2 separate regions of the Mus musculus genome follow, and region 2 is linked to region 1. The links are chromatin loops, found by intact Hi-C in ENCODE. Cell type or tissue: heart. All regions are shown on one strand.

What was found. Hi-C counts contacts between places; a loop is a spot of excess contacts. Peaks named below come from ENCODE experiments on the same cell type or tissue, not always from the same donor. Only the 100,000 strongest peaks of a DNase experiment are listed, where the experiment ranks them.
Region 2: a loop joins it to region 1, with 2.8 times the contacts of the local background. A loop is called at or near these places in 11 of 42 quality-filtered maps.

Annotation. Positions count from the first base shown.
Region 1 is chr11:95,396,495-95,398,994 of GRCm38, reverse strand. No RefSeq gene overlaps it. Among named protein-coding and RNA genes, the nearest start is that of Slc35b1, 13 kb to the right of the region's middle. In heart, no CTCF peak of the experiment used is centred here; DNase peaks (open chromatin) are centred at 964 and 2,304.
Region 2 is chr11:95,481,713-95,484,212 of GRCm38, reverse strand. Spop (speckle-type BTB/POZ protein) reads right to left here. Exons shown (of 10, transcript NM_001359107.1): 6 at 2,122-2,299. Among named protein-coding and RNA genes, the nearest start is that of Nxph3, 32 kb to the left of the region's middle. In heart, no CTCF peak of the experiment used is centred here; no DNase peak of the experiment used is centred here.

The DNA.
Region 1 (2,500 bases):
TGGCATGTACCCCCACGCCTGGTGTTTGGAAATGCTGGGGTTCGAACCCAGGGCTTCACCCATGTTAGGCAAGCAGCTTATCAACTGAACTACATCCACTGCCTTCCATCTTCTCTTGAAATGGCAAACGTCATTGAATGGAGGAGGTGAAGAGCTACCGAATCCTCTAGGTGGTACCCGCATTTCAGTCTGTCACAGACAATTTCATCCCGACCCCCCAGCACCCCCAAAACTGATTTAAACCTGTTACTTCATCTCATGTGTATTCTCCGCAGTGACTGGGCAGGTGTGTCAGGATTCAGGACCCTTAACATGAAAGCCATCAGAAAATCTGAGAGGGAACAGTTTGAGGAAGACAGATCCATCAACCCTTGAACGGAGTCCAAATATTTTGTTATATATTTACTTGTCTCATCCCTCCTCCCGTGGGAATCATAGGGGAAGGGTTCCAGGCAGCCTTCTGCTCCACATAGCACATTTCCACGGTCTGTCTCAGTACATACCACTGCAGTGTGCTGAGTGAGCAGAGTGGCTAAACGAACCAAATGGAAAAAGGGATTGGAACGCTGGGCACAAAGGCATGACAGTAAATATCATACAGGGGAAGCTACAAATAGTCCCTGGTGAATGGGAGAGCTGGGAGTGTGAGGTGGGTGGGATGGAGCAGGCTGGAAGTAGCAGGAGTTGACGGAGGCAAAATAGACACCAATGGGATCCTGAAGGGCTTTTTAAGCTGCGTCGAGAAGGTAACTCTGGAACCTTGGAAGTGATTTCAGAGCCAAGTGACAGGATCAGGTTCTTAATCCACAGAAATAGCTCTGGCAGGGTGTTGGGGTGAGACGTGAGCTCCAGGAGGAGGACTGAAGCAACAAATAGAGCCTTCAATTCGATGTCCCCACCTTTCCTTTCCTGAAGCCCCCAGCAACTCCTCTGAAGAATCTCATCTAGGAGAGTGGTGCCCCCTGCTGATAAGGTCTGGTACTGCACTTCCCCAGGCCACCAGGGAAACAACAAATCTGGCCCGGAACAAAACATACCTTGAGCACAGAACTGAGATTTGAATGAAAATGAGAATGCCTCCTTGGGAGGAGAGGGGCCCATAAGAACATTTTGGATAATGTCCAATGCCAGATAAAATATAGAATGCTAGCTAAATTGGAATACAGAGACATATACCAAAAATGTGTTGTTTATCTGAGACTCAACGTGAGATAAGCAGCCTGTATTTTTATTCATTAAACCTGGCAGCCCTGGAGAGTATATGGAGAGTCCAGGAGGAAAGTGGGAATCCAACCGGATGGGCTGCTGTGATTGGTATCCATGCCCTCAACCTCATTGTCCATCTATACAGCCTCTGGAAACAATTACCATATCACACAGTGCTGCCTAGTTAGTTATACTGCTCTGCTTGGGAAACCACTGTGTGTGTGTGTGTGTGTGTGTGTGTGTGTGTGTGTGTGTGTGTGTGTGTGTCTGTGTGTCTGTGTGTGTCTGTGTGTGTGTGTGTGTGTCTGTGTCTGTCTGTGTCTGTGTGTCTGTGTCTGTGTGTGTGTGTTTTGAGACAAAGTCTCTCTCTATATAGCCTGGGCTGGCCTCGAACTCACAAAGATCTGCCTGCTTCGGCCTCCCGAGTGCTGGGATTAAAGGCGTGCAGCACCGTGCCTGGCTAGGAAGTCCCTTTGAATTAACAGGTTATGTGATTATGATGGATCTTGTGTATGGAGCCCCCAGTGAATCTGAAGGGAGCATGGACCCTTTCCCATAACTTGCTCGCTCTCGCTCTCTCGCTCTCTCGCTCTCTCTACCTCTACCTCTATCTCTATCTCCCACATCGAGTTCCCAGCCTTCAATTACAGAATGCCTGCAGGCCTGTGGTCACATTGTGGCAATTCTAGGATTCTAGGTAGAAAGCAAGACATCTAGTCAGACATAAGTTACAACGTGGCACCTTTGCTAGCTCTGAATGTCCAGATGCCGCAATCAAAACTGAGAGTGGGCCGAAGCACACATGTCCTTTGCGTTGGCGTATGGCTTGAAGCATTTCCCTTTTTTACCTTTCCCAGAAATCACAGGGAGTCTGCCCATTTTTGGATGAAAAAGGCGAGCTTCAGGGGCAGCAGAAGCAGTGACCTGCACTTGAGAGCTTGTGTCTCTGTGGACAGGAGCCAACTGAACTGCTATCAGCTTCTCATGCCTCTGAGGCTCCTGGTGGCCCTTCACACCAACAGAACCACTCAAGGTTTCAAGTTCCTCTGGGTCCCCTCCCCACCTTCCCTGCCAGTGGCAGACTTTGGCACATGCTATAGGCCTGAGGATCATGCCTGTCAGATGGCTTAAACAAGGCAGTGGCTTCTCTCCAGAATATTCTGGATGACACAAGGGAGCCCTGTGACTGAAGCCAGTCCAAACATATTGGAGGGAGGTCTCAGGAAGAACCAGAGGAGGTTCCTTGCAGCCCTTCTTGAAAAGCTCCCGCAGCCCCCACAGCCTACCCTCCAGC
Region 2 (2,500 bases), 85 kb before region 1:
TGCTTATCTCAGAAGAGTTACAGGCTATAAGGTGCTTCAATATGGGAGGGTGCACAGCAGCAGGAAGGGCTTACAAGTCATTAGTAGACAGACTGCAGCTGATGCAACGGGAACAGAATCACCAGAGAGAACAGAGGGAACACTGAAGCAGACCCTTAGGGCTGGCTGATGTCTGAAGGGACAGGCGAGGGAGAGAGAGGGAAGCCACACAGCAGAAATAGCTGGAGCAAGCAGGAGATACACCCAGGGATGGAGTGCTTGCCAAGCATACATGGGGCCTAGGGTTCGATTTTCTGAGCCATAAAGGGAAAGAATAAGATAGTTGAAGAACCAGGAAAAACTGGAGCATGGAGTCAACTAGCACATGATTGAGTCTCTCAAACTTAGAAGCTAGCAGGTCATTCATCTAACTTTGGAAAATTGCTTTTCTGGCAAGGAGGTGAAGTGAGGACATTGTGGGGAAAGGAAGAAGGCCGTGACTATGGCAGCTTAGAGCATGTGGGGAGAAAGGGAGCACGCACACTGAGAGACCGAGGGCTCTGGGAAGGCAGGGCAAGGCCAGAGAGCACAAGTATACAAATCAATCGATTCTGAAGATGAGCAATACCTCCTTGCCGGTGAGAAGGCAGGTGACAGAACAGTAAGCATCAAGGGTGTTCCTACAAAAGGGCCCCTTGGAAGGCAAGGAAATCCTTTAGGAGTTGGAAGGTTAGAGGGGAAAGGCTGAAGTCTGAAATATCTACTGTTGCAGGCTCGGGGAGGAAGCTTACTACATCTACAGAAAGACACACGGGGAGGATAGGAGAGCTGAGGAGATGGCTCAGTGGATAAAGTGCTTGCTGTCCATACACGAGGATCCCTAGCATCCACTTAAAAACCAGGTATGGATCCGTAACTCCAGCACTAAGTGAGGATATGGGAGAGACATAGAGGATTCTTAGACCTCACTTGCCAGTCAGTCCAGTAAAAACAGCTTTATGTCACTGAGACCCTATCTCAAAAAGTAAGGTAGAGAGTGACAAAAGAAGGCATTCAACCTCTGGCCTCTGCATATACACACAAAGTACATGAACTTGCATAGACATGTTTGTACCACATACACAAGCAAGAAAGAAACACTAAAGGGAACAGGGATTGGGGGAAGCAAGCACGTTGAGGGTCTCACTATACAGGTAGATATTAGTCTAAGTTACACACTTCCTTCAGCATTGACAACAATACCAAGCTGAAGCAGAGAATGGAAAGTTGTCACATGAGACAGGCTGAGCTCATCTCAAGTGTGTACTTTAGAATGATGGAGCTGAGACAGCTCAGCAGAGGAGTCTTGGGAAAACATTTGTTACTTGGAGAGTCACTCGATGCTATTCCACGCTCTATGGTCTGCAGAGCAGTGTGTGGCTATGGCTCCGCTTTTCTCTAAGGCGAAGTCAGCCCTCTATCAGTTCTTCCTCGGGGTGAGTCCTTCTGGTTTTAAAGATCAAGAACCTGACAGAACAAGAGCTGATCCTCTGGGTCAGTAGCACAGCCTCATTCTTCTCGTGTGTTTATAGTGAAGGCATTGGCTTAACCATCTGAGAGGCCTAGGTCTCAGCCTCACAGTACTTAGTCCCTAGAACAGAATCCTCTCGATGGCATCCAAAGTCCAGCTAGGAGCTACCACTTGCTCTTAGGTACTCCAAGAGCTACTTGCCCAGTGCAAACATAGGTAGTTCCTTTGTATGACCACCATTTATACTCTTAAAATAGTACCCAAGTCCACCTAAGACAAACCAGAAATGCCATTTTTATGAAGAGTAGCACTTTTGGTTATGAGAACTGTCGTTAGAATATAAAATACAGTTCAGGTACAGTGGCATATACCTACTACTTCAGCAGTAGGGGCAGGAAGTGGGATGGGGCTGAGGATTGAAGTTTGAGGATAGTCTAGGCTAACAATAAGTTCTAGGTCTGCTTAAGCTATAAAGTGAGACCCTATCTCAAAACACCAAAATGAAAGTAAATTTTAAAAACGTATTTAGGTACAGAGTTCATAAGCTGAAGTTGTTCCCTAAAGGCAATTGGGTAGCCACTATTCTTCTTATTGAATCAAAATTATAAAGTGAATCATGAATAAATACCAACCTGCTAAGATAGCCTTGTGAGCCTGGAATTCTTGACCAGCCACACACAAGCAGCAGTCGGTGAATCGAGAGTTCTCCCACAGCCCTCCTAACTCATCTGCCAACCGGCATTCAGGAACCTTTACCATGTTCATAGTATTCTGCCCAGAAATATTGACAGAGTCTTGTACTACACTCACCTGTGAAATATAAAGAGACAGAAACAAAGCTTTTGTTACCAGCAGGTGGAGAGAGGACTTCTACCTTAGTGCTACAGACAGTCAGATACCTCATTTTCTTGATTTATCTCCACAAATCAAGACTTTCTCCTTTGGCTCAATTGTTTCCCCATTTATTACAAACACATCTCTTTCCTACCACACCTTAGGCCAGTGACAGCC